Linked DNA regions of Mus musculus: regions 1, 3 and 4 are each linked to region 2. Evidence: chromatin loops called from intact Hi-C (ENCODE). Cell type or tissue: left cerebral cortex. All regions are shown on one strand. Region 1 has its middle 44 kb from the start of Gm24696. Region 2 holds the start of Myc (myelocytomatosis oncogene). Region 3 has its middle 52 kb from the start of Gm30113. Region 4 overlaps Gm30159 (a long non-coding RNA gene).

Region 1 (5,000 bases), 580 kb after region 2:
AAAAATTATATTCCATATGACTCCAACCATAGGGCTTTCAATCAAACTATGAAGACAGTGAAAAGATTGATACTTTCCAAGGGTTGGGGAGCAGGTAATATGGTTGGCATCAATAGATTGAAGGCAGAGGATTTTTTTAGTGCAAATAGTTTTTGATACCATTAATGTGGATATGTGTCATAGATTTGTTCAAACCCACAGAAGGCCCAATATTAAGAGTGAACTATAATGAAAATTATGAAGGATAATGACTTGTCAATATAACTTCATAACTTTTAGCAAATATATTGATTTGGTAAGGAATGTTGATAATGGACAATTCTAGGCATTTGCGAGGGATATATATATATATATATATATATATATATATATTCATTCTATATTTTCTACTAATGTTTTCTCTACTTTAAAATGTCCTAAAGATGACAGTCCATTTTGAAAAAGAGTATATAGTATGCTATGTAAAGCACAAAAACAGCATTGAATGAACCCGTTACACAGAGCTGGGATAACAATAATAGCTGGCATTTAATTCTCAGTCTGTATCAAGCTGGGTTCTAAGTGTTTCATATATATTAATATGTTTAGACAAACCTTTTACCTCCATTTAGTCAATGAATAAATTAAGCTTCAAAGAACCATAGAAGTTCACACAAGGAGACAAATCTATTGAATGATAGAGTCAGGATTTGAACACAGTACTTCCTCTCAGTTATACTGCCTCTTAAGTAGTCATCCCTTGCAAGGGTAACTATAATATCCTCACTGGACATTTTCAGCAAAAGATACAGCAGGACTTCAATAAGAGGGATGTGTATAGTTTCCTATTCAATATTCCATATCCCTTCTTGAAGTGTCTTCTTCCCTCATTTGTTGAGAGTCTGTTGGGGGTAGCTGAATTGATTAACTTAGAAACCTTAGGCAATAGCAAACACAGAAGTGGATGCTCACAGTCAGGTAATGGATGGATCATAGGGCCCCCAATGGAGGAGCTAGAGAAAGTACCCAAGGAGCTAAAGGGATCTGCAACCCTATAGGTGGAACAACATTATGAACTAACCAGTACCCCGGAGCTCTTGACTCTAGCTGCATATATATCAAAAGATGGCCTAGTCGGCCATCACTGGGAAGAGAGGCCCATTGGACTTGCAAACTTTATATGCCCCAGTACAGGGGAACACCAGGGCCAAAAAGGGGGAGTGGGTGGGCAGGGGGGTGAGTGGATATGGGGGACTTTTGGTATAGCATTGGAAATGTAAATGAGTTAAATACCTAATAAAAAATGGAAAAAAAAATTCAAATCTGGCCTCTAGTTAGAACGGCCTGATGGAAAAAAAAAAAAAAAAAAAAAAAAAAAGAAACCTTAGGCAAGAAAAACGCATCCTTAAAACATTTGAATGATGGGATTCTTCACATTTTCTGGAGTCCTCTAAGCAATACCTGTTGTGCAAATGGATATTAGAGGTGAGGAACGGCTAATGTGTTCAAGCCTAGTTTTGAAGAAGGTGAAACCTAGAAGTTTGAAACCTAGTTTTGGCAGAAGAGGGTGAATGATTTTGGTTTAGTTTAGCTTGACAGAAGAGCTTGGGAACCGTGCTACATTTTCTTATATCTACTTCAGACCAGGGTCTGTTTACAGGGTTTTTTACTTATACAAACCATAATATTTCTTCTGGAAGTGTAATGGGTTAAGGGCACTTGGCATGGTGTGAAACACTACATGATTAGGAATTCAAGCTGAAATTTGTATTTTTACATTTTGACCATTAATCGCCAGCTTCCACTATGTGATCTTGGACAGCTTAACCTTACTGCTTCGATTTTCATGTGTATTAAATGAGTATCGGAATACCACAACATTCAAATTATGTGATGATTAAATGAAATGATACTTTCAAAATGTTTAACATTAATGGTAACAATTGTTAAAACAGGATGTCTTTTCCTGGCCATAATCCTAAGGTAAGTCACTACCTATGTGAAATTTAAAGAATAACTCAAGAAAGGCACCAGGCTTTTATATCCCTAGATGCCCAATCGTCTAAGCTGGAAATAAGCTGACAATTTCCTGAGTCCATTAACTACTTTCATCCCAATTTAACATACCAGCTCTCTACATCTCAAAACACTTAGTAAGATTCTTTTAATTCTATTGAATTTTACATTCAATTTCACAATTTTTACCCAACAATCTGTGTGTCTCTAAGTAAAGTCCATTTCATTCACTCTCTTTTCATCCTATAGTATACTCCACACTATGTCTTAACCCATCCAAGGCCATTCCATCCTCACTTATCTCATCCCGTCCCATCCTATGCTACTCTATTCCATCTGATCCCAATCATCCCAGCCCATTCTGCCTAATCACATTCCATCTATCATGTTCTAGCCCATGTAATTCATGACTTTCAGACTATATTGATTTATAAATAAGAAAGTATAAATAGACTACCTTCATGTATTCCATTCTTCTTGAGTAACCAGGGAGTTCTCAGAGATCTGTGGCCTAAGCTAGAAATGAGAACTTTTTGATTGTCCACAATATCTTCTATTTCTGTACCAATTTGTTATGGTGACACCTCTATCTTGAGTCAATTATAATAGCAGCAGCTGGTTGGTGGGTGTGCAGGTACATGGCTTACATTTTCTTATTCAAGCAATAAGCTTCCTCCCTCAAATAATGTCTTCCTGCAACTTTGCCAGACATTTCCTGCAAATGGAAAAGGTGATCACTTCTTCCTCCTATTTACTTCCTTTTTGTACATCATCTGGATTCTTTTATATCTAATATTTAAACGTTTTTTTAAAAGGTGCATGCGCGCGCGCGCGCGTGTGTGTGTGTGTGTATGTGTGTGCGCGCGTGTGCGTGTGCGTGTGAGTGTGTGTGTGTGAGAGAGAGAGAGAGAGAGAGAGAGAGACAAAGAGAAAGAGAGAGAGGTCTTGTAAGAATTTTAAGGCAAGTAGTATAGTGATTATAGAATTAACTTACTTTGTGATATCAACACTGACCAGTGGCTATACCTGTGACCAACCAACATTTTAATACCAACATTATGGGGTGATGGAGACACATTTGTATTGCTCAACAGTGACACCTATTGACCCAGAGAGTGCAGTCATCTTCCAAGTAAAGGAAGGAAGGTGTTAGGATTAAAAACAGCAAGAAGCAAGCTGACAACAAAGCTAATAATATATGGAAACACCAACTACTTCCATGAGAATTGGTTTCCCTGCTGCCAGACTTGGGTTAACTATAGCTAGAATAAAATAAATGTCAGCAAAAATCAATGAATGCAAAGCTCTGCAGAATATTTAATCGACACTTTGAAACTAACAATGAACTCTGATAAGTTTAGGGAAACTGAGGCTCATGATAAATTAATGACCTTTGTGAGGTATCGTCTAGTGACTGAGCCTGGAATTAGAGTCAATTTTTCCAGATCAAAATCCAGTGACTCATTACTTCCCAGTGACTCTTATTTAATTTTCTTTTACTTATGAAAATAGGATCATTATGGAAACCTGCCTTTCCTCTCTTCTTTTCTTTGCTTCTAGCTACATTCTGGGTCTTGTAAATGAACTTAAAGAGATTGGTAGGTTGGCAACCTATCCAGAAGGGTGTTTCTAAGAAATATTGTTTATATTATGAGCAATGGGGTAGCTATTGAGATTTTTGTCTTTTAACAATTAAGTATTCAAGAACAAGCTTGGGTTGGGTGTATACTTCTTTGGCTAAAGCACTTGTCTAGTGTGTATGAATCTGTGGGTCCTGCTTTCCAGAACTACATAGATTAGGCACGGTGGTGTGAGTCTGTAGTTCCAGCACTTGGGTGGTGGAGGGAGGAGGATAAGACTTCTGGACTACAGAACAAATTCAAGGTCTAAGATAAGTGAGCTTTCATCTCAAAACTGACCAAGGACAAGTATACGTCAGCAGGAAAACATTCTGGCCACAAAGTGAGGATGGACTGAAGAAGCAAGACTTGGTAGATAAGAAGCCATTTGGGAAGTAGACATTTTCATTTAGAGACTATAAAACCAAAAATACTTGTCAATCATAGAATTCTTTTGGAGGAATCATGGGACACAAAGGGCAGAAGTTTTTAAGATACCAGAAATGAGGCTGCACAGGTGGTTTAGCAGTTATCAGCCCTTGCTGCTTTTATAGAGGACCAGTTTCATTCCTAGCATTCATGCCTAATGGTTTACAATCACTTATGCTTCTAGCTTCCATGACTTAGTATAGTCTTCTGGCCTCTGTGGGCACTCACATGTAGCATGCCTCCAACTCTCATCAATACTATGGTACCAGTCATCAATACCATCCTTCTACATAGTATCTGAGTCAGAAATAAGTTTTATAACTGCAAGGGCATGGTTGTACATACTTATACTCTGAACATTTAGGAGTAAGAGGCAGGAATATCAGGAGTCCAGACCAGCCTCTAATGCATAGTAATTGTGAAGCCATTTTGGGCCACTCCATCTCTCCGTACATATATATATATATATATATATATATATATATATATATATATATATATATATAAATCAACCCAAATTAAAGCAGAACTATGGGAAGACCTACTCATAAAAAGTTTCCAGAAATGCCAAGGAGAACATTCCAAATGACTGAAGATAGGAATTACATGTCACCCTTCTCCAGTTACCAAACTTATAAACAGGCCCTTTCCCTCCTTCAATTTCAATTCAAATGTCCACATCGTCTGCCAACTGGCCCAGGGTTGTAATGAATAGCCAGTACCACATGCCTGTTTTCTCCAGCTGTAGCCTTCCTCTAACCTGTTCTCTTTCCTGACAGCTCTCATTCATTTCTTCTGGAGTGTGTACCACCTACCCTGCTTCGTTTTTTTCAATTCATGGAAATGAATCAGATCTGTGATGGCGTCATTCAAAAGAGAAAGCTAATTAAAAAGGTCCCCTTTCCTTCCTTTCAGAGACCTTGCAGTAGTTTCCCCTTTTAGGAGACACAAGCCAGG
Region 2 (5,000 bases):
GGATTGGCGGGCGGGACGCACCTCCGTGTCGGTCCCAGGCTGTCAGAAATGCACCAAGCTGAAATTTAAATGCCCTCTCAGAGACTGGTAAGTCAGAAGCTACGGAGCCTTCTCGCTCCCAAACGCAAAAGGTAATCCCTTCTCCAAAGACCTCAGGATTCCAAGGGCTTTCTTTGGCCACCACGAAGCGACCTCCCGGTTTGACCCCTCAAAGGACACATATCAATTAATGTAGCAAAGCAAGAATGTCCAACCGGCCGGGTCAGCGTCAGCCCATAGTAACCTCGGGAACCCCGCTTCAAAATGCATCCCGGTTTTTCCCTTCCCCTTTCCTCTGTCATCTTGACAAGTCGCTCTACCCCGACTCAGATCTACCCCAGCCTACCCCAACTACTCTTGAGAAAAGTGTCAAAAGCACAGGAATGGAAGAAAGACTGTCCTAACCGGCCGCTACATTCAAGACGCAGAAAGAACACAGGGAAAGACCACCAGATCTGTGCTTACCGGGGTTTCCAACGCCCAAAGGAAATCCAGCCTTCAAACAGCTCGAGGAGCTCTTTTCAGGAGAGCTGATCGCGGGCAGAGGCAGAGAACACTGTCCCCAAATAGACAAAAATTCCCTCCCCGGAGCCTGGGGAGTCCTGTCCTGGCTCGCAGATTGTAAGTTCCAGTGAGAAGTGTCTGCCCGCTGCAATGGGCAAAGTTTCCCAGCGGCGGCGAGGGTTGCGGCCGCTGATGTTGGGTCAGTCGCAGGGTTGGGGAGAGTGGGCGGCAGGCTCGGAGGCAAAGCCCCTCTCACTCCAGAGCTGCCTTCTTAGGTCGCCCCGGAGCGCGGCTCTGCACACACGGCTCTTCCAACCGTCCGCTCACTCCCTCTGTCTCTCGCTGGAATTACTACAGCGAGTCAGAAAAAAACGCCCGAAAAGCTTCTTTTATACTGCGACTCAGGATCCCTCCCCTCCCTTCTTTTTCCCGCCAAGCGTCGGCGAAGCCCTGCCCTTCAGGAGGCAGGAGGGGAGCTGAGTGAGGCGAGTCGGACCCGGCAGCTGAGAGCAGCGCAGCCCAGGGGTCCTCGGCCGCGCAGACCCCCGGAATATAAAGGGCGGGTGGGCGGGGATTAGCCAGAGAATCTCTCTTTCTCCCTTCCCCACCTCTCTCTATTTTTTTTTCCTCCTCTCGCTTCCCCGCCCTCTGCTTTGGGAACTCGGGAGGGGGGCTAGTGGGGAGCCGGGGAAAGAGGAGGAGGAGCCTCAGCCCCGCAGCCCAGTACTCCGGCTCCGGGGTGTAAACAGTAATAGCGCAGCATGAATTAACTGCGCGCCCGACCATTTTCTCTTGCTCGCGCGCTAGTCCTTTCCCTTTCTGTACGGTTGTTCGGGCGCAGCGCTCGGCTGAACTGTGTTCTTGCCCTGCGTATATCAGTCACCGCAGGTGGAACAGCTGCCTCGCTCCACACAATACGCCATGTACCCTGGACCGCGTCACGCACGTCCCGGGCGGCCAGGCGTCTCTCTAAGGCTGGGGAAAACAGAATTTAGAAAGGGGGAAGGACGAACGAATGAGTTATCTAGGAGCCCCCGCTCAGTGTGTGGAGTGATAGAGGGTGATCAACCGCAGATGAGGTCTATGCAGGAAAAACGATGTCTGGAATTTTATTAAAATTGCTCAGCAACTCACTGCCACGTATACTTGGAGAGCCACTTAGGGATAAACAGCCACTCCATCTCGCGGGGAAGGCATTGTGTATTTTGCCTTTGGTCGTACAGTTATGTTGACTGGGCACATTCTTTCCAGAACGACCCCCCCCCCCAATTTGCTGCCAAAAGGCAGATTCCCCCCCCCCCCCACACACACACTCCAGCACCTCCGGTTCGGACTTCCACCCGGCGGGTGGTGTGGAGGCGGCTCTTTCCCCTGTAGGTCTCCCTGCGCAGTCCAGTAAAGTGGCGGCGGGTGCGCTCTACCCGGCTCCTCCGGGAGGAGTCTCTGCCGGTCTACACCCCATACACCTCCACACAGTTCCAGGGCCACAGTCGGTTTTCACAAGAGGCAAATCCTCTTTGCCCCTGTGGAGCCAGTTTGCAGCAGACTCTGGTTTAGGAGCTGGGGTGGGGAAAATCAAGGCGCTAGACGCGAGAATATGCCATGAATTGGGGGGTTGGGGAAAACCCGGACTTCCCAGAAAGGGGGAGGAGTGAATTGCCAACCCAGATCTGGGGAGCCTGCAGAGACCCTAGAATAAAGAAAACCGTTAACCCCTTCCTCCCAGGACAAACCCAAGCTTTCCCCTTTTATTACTGGAATCGTAATTATGCACTTAAAAAAAAAAGTCGGCCCTGATCAGATCAAAGTAACGTTACATTTTTGCCTTCGTATGTGTGTGTTAAGCTAATTAAAAGCTGATTTTAATTTATACATTAATTTCCCAGTTTCCTTTTTCCTGAATACTACGCTGTGCATTCTGTACAATCCCCAAACGTATACATACACACTTTATATATACACGATAATCTAGCTTATTAACCAACCAGAAACATGAGTCTTTTGCTCTGTGCATTGGTTCTAGATTTATTATATAATGCATATTCCCTCGGGATTTGCTTATCCTACACTTTAAAACCCAAAGAAGTCTTCTTATTCCGGACTCCTCGCCCCAAGGCACTTAAAGAAACCTCTCTCACTGCTACCCGGTTTAAAAAAAAAAAAAAAAAAAAAAAAGAAAGAAAAGAAAATACAGTAGCGTGTATAAGGTGCTCATTGTTCAAAGTTGTTATTAGCCACTGAGTTTGCAATTTAGGATTCAGCTGTTGAATGATAGTATCTTCCTTCATCGAGCTCATTGCACAATTCAGCTTTAAGGATTGCAAAATGACTACAGCCTCTAGGATTTTGCCTCAAACACCAAGAGCCACCAATCCCTAGTCTGCGTTTTGCTGCAGAGACTCTTTCCCCGCCCCCTCACCCCCCACCACCCGGGTTGTGGCTCTCGGATTTGTGAAAGTAAAGTAAGTGTGCCCTCTACTGGCCACAGAGACCACAGCGTTGCGAAGCCAACGAGGGCGGAGGTCGGATGGGGGCAGGGCTGCAGGGTTTCCAGGTTCTGGGAAGATGCTTCCTTGCCTAAGACAAGCTTCCGGTCATCCTTTAAATGACTCTTTTAGGCTGCAAAGGAGGCAAAGGAAGAGAAATTACTAGAGAAAAAAATGGTTCAGAGGTGGCTATTCAGTTGCAAAGAGGGGGAGTAGATGAACCCATCCCTACTTTCTGACAGTCACCCAAAACAGAGCCCTAGTTGTGGATGGGGAAAATGAATGAGTCACAGGTATACAAGTGAAGGAGATCTAACAGAAACGGAAAGGCAATAGAACAAGTTTTAGCACCCATGTCTCACACCTTTGTCGTGTTGTAAGCTGGACGTGTCAAAGCAGAGCATTGAATTTTACTGGGCAAAAGGAGTCAGAATGCAAGGCAGGAGCATTAGCTTATTATTGCCTTGTTTTATTATTATTATTATTATTATCATTATTATCATTATTATTATTTTGGGGTTTTTTTTTTGAGAGAGATTCTCACGACTATTCTTTGCTAGCCTGAAACTCACACAGTTTTATTAGTTTTGTATAACTGTTTTTCCTCTTCCTCTTCTTTATAAAAGATCTTATGCATCCCAGCACATATCCCACCACACCTGGCCTTATGCCTCGATAAATGAGAATGGAATCCCGGGTGGGGAGGGCATGCTATGTGAGCCCTCTAGCAACTAAACTGAATCTTGAGCCTCCAAATTTTGCTTTTATGTTCTTAAGGATGCTCACCCTCAGCCCGACTGCTTACGAATTGGGTGGTTGAACTATATTAGTGAAGAGAAAGAGTGAGATTCCTTTGCCAAAATATTTTAGAGAGCCATTTTATTAAAAGGTTGGAATTTTAGGTAGGCGTGGTGATGAATGCCTTGAATCCCAATCATCTGGGATGGAGAAGCTAGAGGATCAGGTCACGCTACTGTACAGAAGCTCCAGGGACAAGCAGATTAATAAATGGCGTGTCATGAAACAGATAATCCTTTGTAGAAAAGACCGTCACCAAGTACACATCTGAGAGAGAGATAATATTCAAATATAAATAAAGAACTGAAAAAGGGGAGGGAGAGGGGGGAGAGAGGGGGAGCGGGAGAGAGAGAGAGCAAACAAATCACTCAATTAAATGGGATACAAGCTGGTGGATAGATCTCTTGAGTTCAAGGCCTTAGACCATCCAGGTTGGTCTCAAACTCAGAGATCTGCCTGCCTCTGTCTTTCGAGTGCTGGGATTAAAGGCCTGCGTCACTATTGCCCGGCAATACTTTTTTTTTTTTTTTTTAAAACGTTGAAAATTTAAACCCAAATAACTGCATAAGGGTGGGTATAATAGAAAGGGAATTTGTACCAACCTACACAGTGGTCTCAGCATCATGCCTCAAGCATCATCAGATGCTTGACTGCATCTGAGCAACAGGCAAGGTATTCAACATCCACGGAAGGGGGGATAGCCTTCCCCAAAAGGCCTCTTGGGGAAGATTTCCTAGGCTTGTCTCTTTACTATTACTCTCTTAGAGGTTGCGCACACCCGCTTTCTCTCTGCCTCTCCCTAAACACAGGACAGCACCAACAGATATGACAGTGGGTAGAGCTGACCCTCAAAAGGTCCTTTTTGAAAAGGTGTAATTATGGATTATTTTAAGATCTTACGTCCAAATCATGCCGGTCCAGTGTAGGTGTGGGAACCCAGGTAGCGGAATAGCCTGTGGTTTGGGGACTTGCCCGTACTGTACCCCAGCCTGATGACATCACCCGGGGTGTTGCTTTTAAGTAACAGGAAGGTAGGGGACATCCCCATTTTACATATTAGGAAATGAAAGGGTACCACTTCATTGTAAAATAAATTTTAAAAAATACTTTAAAAAGGACAGGAAAGCCACAAGTTTATAATCTTGTCAATAAAGTGTAGTGATTGGAATGTTC
Region 3 (5,000 bases), 1.0 Mb before region 2:
AACTTCCTACTAAGAGCTTTAATCAAATAGGATAATCCTGCACTTAAAATCATAATTATAAACATGTGCTCAAGGCTAAATTCTCACCATTCAACTGTGAATTCTTCTTTAGATATTTACATTGCTCCCTCAAATTATATGCCAACTGTGTAGTATATAGGTAAGCCAACTTGAATTGAGACTCCAGAGTGTCACGTTTTTACCTATAATGTTATTTCTTAATGTTAAAGTGATTAGTATTTTAAAACTTTTCACCATGTTAAAAACTATTATCAGCTCTTATACATCAGTATTAAATAAGAACATTCAACTAGGTATGAATCCAAGGAAGAACTCTTTTTAAGAGTAGGAACAGAAAATATTTTGAGACAAATACAGAGATGAATGCTCGTAGCTAACCATTGGACTGAACACAGGGTCCCCGAGGGAGGAGTTAGAAAACGGACTGAAGGAGCTGTAGGGGTTTGCAACCCCATAGGAGAAACAACAATATCAATCAACCAGACCCCTCAGAGCTCCCAGGGACTAAACCACCAATGAAAGAGTACACATGGAGCTACTCATGGCTCTAGCCGAATATGTAGCAGAGGATGGCCTTGTCGGAAGTCAATGAGAGGAGAGGTTCTTGGTCCTGTGAAGGCTCCATGCTCCAGTGTAGGAGAACGCCAGGACAGGGAGGTGGAAGCACCCTCAGAGAAGCAGGGGGAAGGGGATGGGTTAGAGGGCTTCTGGAGGGGAAACCAGGAAAAGGGATAACATTTGAAATGTAAATAAATAAAATATCTAATTAAAAACTTTAAAAAAAAAAAGAATCCTGGTCATAGAGTGTGAGATTCAGAAGGAAATTATACTTTATTATTTAAGTCTTATCATCATGTTCATAAAAATGAAGATAAAGCATTTATTAATGAAAATTATTTAAAATACAAATAATTGTCATTTCTTTAGAACTAAACTTGTGTCAATTCTTCACTCTTTTTTTTTCATATTAATGTATTTACTCATGGTCCTAGGATGGCTGGGTAACTGAGCTCACACCGATGTTTCAGTCAACAATGAAAATCAGGTTTGAATATGTTGAAAGAGGGGAGCTAAAAGCTAACATTTCTTTTCCTGTAGTGTAAATCTTTCTATAAACCCAGTAAGAACAAGTCTGGTTGTGTTTCTTTAAACAAAAGTATCATGTGAACATCTATTTCTAAATAGTCAAGGGAAACAAGCATTAGGAATGAGGGTTGGGTCACCAACAAACAGGTTCTAGTACTGAGTTCACATGACCACGTGATAATGCCTTTCAGCATCACTTTGTGCTGCCTACCAAAGGAAAGTAATGAACAATACTTTATAAACTTCTGAATTGGAAAAGCAAACCTCCTACCGGTGCCCTTAGCAACCATCTTCCCATGCTTGTAGCTTCTACAGGAGGCTTTCCTAAGTCAGTTTTAATGTTCCTACTACCCTGAAATTTGAGCACCGGAATGTGCTTGTCACCTTGAAATTGAAGACAGAGTGGAATACGGAGTGCCAGATCTTCTCCTATGAGGGCTTTCCATGAATTTTCTGGATCCCGTTAAGATCTTCCGAGGTAAATACTCAGTGCGGCTTAACTGGGCTTGAGTTCAGGCTTGTGTCGGAATTCAGCACACCATTCCTGCCACTGCTGAGCATGGCACAGATTCCCCGGGTGGAAAGTCATGCTCTGGAAATAGGTTAGAGCTTTTTAACAGGTCATTTGCCGTTCATATCAGGTCACAAGTATATGGCTCACAGTTCCAGATTAATGTCACCTATATCAGTTCAGTGACCTGAGAAAGATACTCCCCACCCCCCGCGCCCCCTGTTCCCCCGCCCTCCCTCCCTCCCCCCGCTTGGTTTATCTGGCTTCTACTGCATGGCACACCCACATCTATGCAAGATGGAGCTGTTCCCGTTTGACAGTGGCAGAAGGTGCTTTTCTTGCAGGATTTCTAGGTCAAAGGCTAAAGGAGGACTTGGAGGGTTCAGTCTGAAGTATCTGCTGTTGTCCTACAACAAACTCTTACCATGAGGAGGCAGCATAACACAGACATAAGTGTAGGTTGGGTTGGCCTTGATTCTAGACCAGCACCCCTAAACATCCAAGCCTTAGCTCTGCTACCTAAGCTCTGTGAAGTCCCGTGATTGCCTTGAAAATTAAATAAGGCCAGACCTTTTAAGCTCTTGGCAAAGTAGGTGATTTGTGTTTGTTATCGCTGTACTGAGGCCCTTGCTTTTAGTAATGTTACTGTTTTAGAAAGTAAGTCTGGAGTTTCTTCTCACTTTAAAAAACAAAAAAACAAAAACAAAAGCAAAACGCCGGGTGTGGTGGCACACGCCTTTAATCCCAGCACTCGGGAGGCCGAGGCAGGCCGCGGATCTCTGAGTTCGAGGCCAGCCTGGTCTACAGAGTGAGTTCCAGGACAGCCAGCCAGGGCTACACAGAGAAACCCTGTCTCGAAAAACAAAACAAAACAAAACAAACAAACAAACCCCCCCCCCAAAAAAAAAACAAAAAACAAAAAAAAAAAAAAACAAAACCAAAAAACCAAACCCCAAAACAACAACAACAGCAACAACAACAACAACAACAAAAAACCCGAAACAACAACAACAAAAACAAAAAAACTTTCAAAAGACCCAATATGTCCCTAAGGCAAACTTGAGGCCCATGTATATGTACTATAGAGTTAACATATCTAAATTACTGGAATCATTAGGAATGGTGGTCTGAATTAGGACAACTTTACAATAAGCTACTATATCTGCGAATATTCATTCATATTGGAAAACATCAATAACCTATCATCTCTGTTCTCACATGGCCCAGGAGTGGAGGAAGCACCCAGAAGACATGGCCTCAAAACCAACACCACTTCATGTCCTATGTATTTCTTGGCTAACACCATCCTTCAGACTGAGATTAATAGAATAGGAACTAGCAAGGGTTTGGGTACCACAGCACTTTATGCTAGTTGACAGTCTCATTCTACCTATACTAGCCCTGACAACTCACAGTTCCTGATATAGGTACTGTTATTCTCTCCATCATATACTTAAAGAGGTGTAGGCTAAGCTTGCTATGAAGGGACTTCCAATGGACAAAAGGCCTCTGTCAGCAATACTGAGCTCTGGATTCATGTGGGGATACTATACACTGATTTTCTTTCCTCACTTTATTGCTTTCTGAATAGAGGAGAAAAGGTGGCCAGGACACTGAGGTATAAAGTAGAAATGTATAGTTGTAAGTTGATATAGTTCATGTGAGGGTAGATGACAAGGCATCAGTATAGACCACAAAAGTATACACATTCAAACCCTTTACATGACAATTAGAATAAATGAAGCTTCTGTCACAGAGGACCCCTGTCCTCTTCCTTCTGTTTCAGCACCCAAAACCACCTAGAATTCCAGTTCCAGGGAATCTGATGCCGCCTTCTGGTCTCCACTGGCACCAAGCTCACATGTGTCCACAGACATATATGCAGGCATACACATAAACCAAAACAAATAAGCCTGTCTTCCTAATGCAAATGAATTTTCTCAGAAGCTGCCATGATATGAATAAATGCTAAAATGATATGTTAAAACATAATTGCTGCTGTTACAGTGTTTGTAGATGGAACTTTAGAGCTGCCATTTAAGGATACAGCATTAGCCTTCCCTAGAATACTCAACAGTGTGGCTGCAGCCTGGAAGGGAAAGCAGCCCTCTGTAGACAAGGAACCTTCCTGTGCCTTCATGATGCTCCACATCACTGTCTTTGTTTTAATCTGATGTTTTTGCAAAGACATGGCTGGAGTCTTTTCTCATTCTCTTTTGCATATATCTTTAACTTCCTTCTTGGTGCAAGTGTGAAGATTGTATTTAAAAACCTGAAATTTCTAACATTTTAACTTAAACATGTATTGGCCTAATTTCCATGATAATCACCACACTATATAATTACTTTGTTCCCATGCCTTTCACTTATTTGTTTGTTCGTTTTTATGAGACAGGGCCTTTTACTTGTTAATATTATAAAACTACATCCTCCTTCAGTGGGAATTTTATTTCTTCATCCTGATGTGAGCTTGTGAGTTACTACCCACTTTCTGGTAGTTGAACCTACAGGATGCCTTTGCCTATTATACTCTGGACATGTCTAGTAGCAGTGAAATACCTCAGCTTTTACCCCTTGGAGTATCTTCAAAGTCTTTCTCATTTTTGAAGGACAGTTTTGCTAAATATAGTGTTCTTGGTGTGGATAGTTTCTTTTTTAGCACTTTTCATGTATCAGACCATTGCCTTCTAGTCTCCCATGTTTCTGATGAGAACTCGGCTGATGACCTTGTTAAAGAGCCCTTGTTTATGATGAATCCCTGCCCTCACTGGGTTCTAAGAGCTCAATTTGGCTCTTGACAGCTAAGTTGCATATCTCAGTGTGTGTCTCTCCATTCATTCTTTTTGGAATTTGCTGAACTTGGAGCTTTATATTTAAGTGATTTTTTTCCCCCTTACCAAACTTTGGATGTCCGCAAGCATTAGTTTGCCAAATGTCTTCTCTGCGTCTTTTCTCGTAGTTTTCTTAGTCTTCCTTAGTGTACGTGGCTTTGCTTGATGGATGGTATTCATCCTTTCTGTATCCTCTTTTCCCTTATTCAGACTTTAATATCTCTAGAGACAATATAGTGTCTTCAGATGAGCTTACAGGATGCTTTCTGGTTGCTGAGATTTGTTCCAATTTGCTTTCATTGTAGCAAACTCTTCTTTGTGCTAAAGACCTTGAACTCCAGGTGCTTCCAGTGTTTTTCTGAGTTTATGCTTATTCCTGTGCATGGATGGTAGGTTTCCATTTCTGATATATTCCGTTAATTATTAATTTCCTCCTTGTTAATATCTGCCTCTTAGATGCAGAGAAAAATGAATGAGACAATAAGCCATGAGTCCTTCAAAGTTTCTGGAAATCCCTTCAGCTATAGAAAGTAGGACTAGCAAGAAGGAGG
Region 4 (5,000 bases), 1.1 Mb before region 2:
AGTATCTCCTTGATGTAGATGCAAATATAAAATTAAAGTGTGTTTTTAATCTGAAACTTGTGAATTCATTGTTAATGAAGAAAAATGAAATTGACTGTTTGCATTAGCCTTTTATCTTACAATCTTGTAATGTCACTTGCAAACAAGGATAGTTTTGCTTCTTTATGTTAAAATAACCCCCTCTGTGTGTGTGTGTGTGTGTGTGTGTGTGTGTGAGAGAGAGAGAGAGAGAGAGAGAGAGAGAGAGAGAGAATATCCTTCTCCGTTTTTCCCTCTCCCCTCCCTCCCTCCCTCCCTCCCTCCCTCCCTCGCTCCCCCTTTCTTATCTGCATTTTTAAGGACTTCTAATACCATGTTGAGGGGGAATGAGAAGGGATACTCTGTTTTGTTCTCAAACTTAAGGAGATGAGTCTAACTTTCTCCTATTAACTATGGCAGTAGATTTTGTTGGGGGTGGCAGGTCAATCCCATCTATGAACTTGTGACAGCATGCACACATTTGTACAATCTTAATGCAGACAAAATTCAAGCCTGGAGAGAGGGAGGCAGAAATAAAATCTCACCAGTAGCTGGGGACCTGTTGGCATTTGATAGTTGCTGGTAGAAGGAAAGTAGGCTTTCTTTAATTATGTGACCCCGATTGCTGGACCATACTCTGGGGAAGAGCCTCACTGTTAAGTCTTAACTAGGTAATACAAAACAGACACAATATAGGTGGGTAGGAAAAACACTCAAATGTATGAGTTGGGTATGTCCAGAGGTAAGGGAAAATAACAAAGGTTGATATGGTAGCAGTTAAGGTTCAGAATACATTTTATGAAGTTCTCAATGAAATCATTAAAAAGTATTTTAAAGGTAGATTTTTTTCTATTAAGTTGGAAATGAATCCTGCTTTTAGGTTTCTGAGATTTTGTTTTGAATGAGTATTGATATTTGCCAAATGTTTCTGCTTTCTCAGCTCTGATCACAGGACTGCTCTTTATAGCTGCATGTTTTCATTATTTGCTTTTGAGATTTCAAGCTAATTTATATAGTTTAGATAAATCTTATTTGGCCAAGCTATGTAATTATTTTTATTCTGTATTGGGTTCCATTTATTAATATTTTATTTTTCCTATATATTCATATGATCATATACCTTTAATATATATTTTCTAACATATATTTCTATAAGAAGCTATAAAACAACTAATCTATATAATGGGATACCTATTGATTGAGATCAAATGTGTGAAGGCAGTGATAGATTTTGCCCAAAGAATAGCTATTGAGTTAGAATCAGAAGAAACACATTTCCTGGTTGGTTGTTGATATAACAGCATAGCTGTGACTTAGCCTCATTCTTTGTTCGCCTTAAAAAAAAAAGTCTTAACAGAGCAAACAAGGAAACAAGGACCTTTCTGCCTTCGAGTCCTCTCATTTCTCTCACACCAATATTATGACACAAGACTTTGAAGACTATCAATTCTCTGGGTTTCATTTTTAACATCTGTGTAATAAGAAGAATTATATCTATATCTGGAAGCTTACAATACTTAGTCTCCTCCAATATCAATAGTTACGTGTAATGATCAAGACAATGGGGTGTCTATGAGCACAGAGGGGCACTACTGGAAAGAGTCTGAAGGTTAAAGACTCTCCAAGGACGAAAACTTTAAGATATGAACACTGTTCCAGAATAACGAAATGCACAGCATGAACAAAAACAATTCAGTGAGAAATGATTGATTATCAATTCGAGTAGTCAAAATAATCTTTATCAATCTATGTTTTGAGTCCAAAGTTGTTTCTTTCAGGTTTCAGGAAACAAATTAGAGTCATCCTGAAAGGAGAGTCATGCCTTTTTCCTGCTGAGGCTGCCCAAGTCATCCAGTATTTCCATTAATCCTTGGATTATCTAGGGAATCCTGACCTTTGTTTTCCCTCACCCCTGTGCCTCACCCTGCCCTAGGGCACTAGATGGAGCTCTATGGAAGCAGTTCTCAGAGCTTGTGGAGGATGGGAAAAAAGTAGCCAAGGATTCGGGATCTAAATTTCATAACTGGAACTGGACATTGAACCCACTGATGGATGGTCTATTTCTACCTCTCAATGTCATCCAAGGAGCTGGACCATAAGGATCGTCTATAGTGTGTGATGTATCAGAGAGAGAAAAGCTCTCTGATAAGAAAGCTCTGAAGTTCGTATAAGAGAACAAAGATGACATTTCATTTCTGCTTTGGACAGCTGAATACACTTGGACAAAGTCTTTCCGTATGGCCAGAGTCATTCTCTATGGAGAGGTGAGAATATTGCCTCCTTCACAGACTTATTCTAAAGACTAAAAGAAGTAAGAAATTCAAATGTAGAACATTCATATTACAGAGACTAATCACAGTATTTCTCTGGGCACACATTTTTTTTTTGTGGGTTTTTTTGTTGTTGTTGTTGGTTTTTTGTTGTTGTTTTGTTTTGTTGTTGAGGACAGGTGAGTGTACTTGGTAAAAAACAATACTAGGAAACACTAACTTACCTATGTGACTCCGTACTTTTAGTATCAAAGTGTTAGTCATGGGAATAAGATAGAGTGAAAAAAGGATGGTAGCATACCAACTAACATTTCAAATCCTTCCTGCACATTTCTCTTAATCTTATCTTCTTTTACCCATATGACTCTGGATGATATTAATAGAAATGCTACTATTATAGGTGACACTTAGATAGCATTGAGTGGCAAGAAATTTTCTAAATGTTTTGCATGTGCAAATTTGTTTAAGGTCTTTCATAACCCCACCATGTTGATTCTGCTACATTAGCACTTTCAGGTCATGAAGAACAATTTTGTAAGCAAGAGACAAGGAGTCTTTGATTCCTGGATGACTGGAACCAAAATGTGAACAAAGACACAATCACTGGAAGTAAAAATAAATAAATAAAAATAACATGGTCAATTGGAATTTTATATGATGGAGGAGGCTTTAGGATGAAGACTCAACGATTCGAAAATACTTTCCTCCTTTGCACTTAGGTCACATGTAAGGCAGACAGCCAAATAGACACATGATCTCTTGCGCGCGCCAGACTCGCCAGCAAGAACGACGCCACAATAGGATCCTTCTGCACACGTTTATTGGGAGAGCATTGACTGCATCGGCGAAAGACCCTGAGCCCAGAAATGGTGCTGCTTATATAGGCCTAGGAGTGACGTGTCCATACCTGATTGGTTATGCTACCAGTACCTCATTAATATGCGTCGGGCCAGGCAGTGACTTGGCAAAAAAAAACCCTTATGCACATGCGCACATTGGTTGTTTACCCATAATCATGGGCGGTGGCCAGTGGTAGCCAGCACCATCTTGTAATGGCGTTTGCGGCTTCCCACAATGATCAGGCAGGAAAATTAGTAACAGACTTAGGAAAGAAACTCAGCATTACCAGACTGTTCAGATTCTTATTGATTCTTCTATATAAGTCTTAGTTTTTCATCAAAAATGACAGGACACTTTTGGGATCACATCTATGACTTTTCTTCACACAAGAATGTGTTAGAGAATATCCTTCTGGTCAGTCCTTACACAGGAAGTCAAGGGAAGATTTGAATAATACTTTTTCACTTTTTGTAAAGGAAAGGGGCTCCAGCTTTTTAGGGAGTATCTTGGGGAAAGGGATAGAGAGAAAGGACAGAAGTTTAGAAAGATCTTGCTTCCAATGTCTTTTTTCAGGTTGCTGTTCAAGTAGCTATTGAAGATGCTAAGGTGCCACAGTTTTGGGCAATCTACATGCCAACACACATGTATATTAATCATCATTAACTGAGTTTTGAAACCAGTTTGGGATCAGACTCCCTGTTCTTAGCCCATCCTCTGTGGCCTAAATTTAGCTTGTACTTGTGGGTCTGTTGACAGTTGTCCAGAAACTCTTTAATATTTTAGTCCCAGTGTAACAAGGAGTCCACAGTGGTCTTTCCTTCTAAGATTCTGACTTACCTATCAGACCTCCTCCTTTTTGGCATTTCCTATTTTACTGACAAACAGAAGAGAAATGCACATGAGCAATGCCAGCCTCACACCAGGAAACCAGCGAGCCAGGCCTGATGCCATCTCTCTTGGTGGCAGTGCCCCCATCTTCAGTCTGGAGGTCTAAGAACATCATCTACAGTCTGCCAAAAAGGACTAAAGTTCCTACTTTTTTCTTGAAATACTTTCCAAGGAAATATGTTTTATAAAAACATGCACAAATTACCAAAGAGATGAAAAGAAAAGAAAGCTGCAGCTACAAACCAATGAGCAGAGGAAAAAAAAAATGTTTGAAATGCTTGATCATAAAAAGCCACTTGAAATCCCTTAGTGGATGAAGAGGAAGGAAGAGAAGATTTCTGTGTTTATATGTCAAAGTATGGGATCTTTTTGTTGACATCACGGCTATGTAACTTGTGTTGTCTTCATTTGCCTTGTAGGCAATGGAATAATTTGAACAGCTTGCCTAGCAAGTAGATGGAAAGAAACAGAAGGTTCTCACCGTGGAAAATGTTGATAAGAAGAATGGTCAGGTTCATGTCTCTGTTGCCCATCCTAACTGAATGATCTCTTTAGTATCTACTTTAATATTCATTCTAAATAAAGCCTCAATGGTGTTATCACATATAACATGCTTGTGTTCATTCCTTCTTTCATTAAAGGGTTTATAGGCTTTTTATGCTGGTCATAGGGGAAAAGAGAAAAAGAGACAAAATATAAATAAGGGGAAGGTAAGGGTAAGAGAGAGAAGAAGCAAGAAAAACATTGGTAGTTAAAAAGACTTATTTACAAATCACATATCATAAAAGACATTTGCACATTTATTCATCTTCTCCCTCCTTCTCCCTCCCTCCCTCCCTCCCCCCCCCCCTTTATGAGCATGTTTTTGTACCAAATTGTGTGTCTAGGAAGGCAGATGTGTATGTGGAAGCCTGAGATTGTCTTGTACCAAATTGTGTGTCTATGAGGAAAGATGTGTATGTGGAAGCCTGAGATTGTCCTCCT

The links. Peaks named below come from ENCODE experiments on the same cell type or tissue, not always from the same donor. Only the 100,000 strongest peaks of a DNase experiment are listed, where the experiment ranks them.
Region 1: it touches region 2 in a loop (4-fold over the local background); 12 of 42 quality-filtered maps call a loop at or near these places.
Region 3: it touches region 2 in a loop (2.6-fold over the local background); 11 of 42 quality-filtered maps call a loop at or near these places.
Region 4: it touches region 2 in a loop (2.5-fold over the local background); 11 of 42 quality-filtered maps call a loop at or near these places.

What each region holds. Positions count from the first base shown.
Region 1 is chr15:61,399,023-61,404,022 of GRCm38, reverse strand. No RefSeq gene overlaps it. Among named protein-coding and RNA genes, the nearest start is that of Gm24696, 44 kb to the right of the region's middle. In left cerebral cortex, a CTCF peak has its summit at 3,087; a DNase peak (open chromatin) is centred at 3,100.
Region 2 is chr15:61,981,456-61,986,455 of GRCm38, reverse strand. It overlaps Myc (myelocytomatosis oncogene), which reads right to left and starts at 1,115. Exons shown (of 3, transcript NM_001177352.1): 1 at 505-1,115. In left cerebral cortex, CTCF peaks have their summits at 878, 1,959 and 3,031 (motif pointing left); DNase peaks (open chromatin) are centred at 926, 1,323, 2,049, 2,968 and 2 more places; H3K4me3 peaks cover 2,920 bases; H3K27ac peaks cover 2,635 bases.
Region 3 is chr15:63,003,695-63,008,694 of GRCm38, reverse strand. No RefSeq gene overlaps it. Among named protein-coding and RNA genes, the nearest start is that of Gm30113, 52 kb to the right of the region's middle. In left cerebral cortex, a CTCF peak has its summit at 2,052; a DNase peak (open chromatin) is centred at 2,080.
Region 4 is chr15:63,110,088-63,115,087 of GRCm38, reverse strand. It overlaps Gm30159 (a long non-coding RNA gene), which reads left to right. Exons shown (of 5, transcript XR_384132.1): 4 at 1,777-2,282; 5 at 4,436-4,623. Among named protein-coding and RNA genes, the nearest start is that of Gm30159, 33 kb to the left of the region's middle. In left cerebral cortex, a CTCF peak has its summit at 1,969 (motif pointing right); no DNase peak of the experiment used is centred here.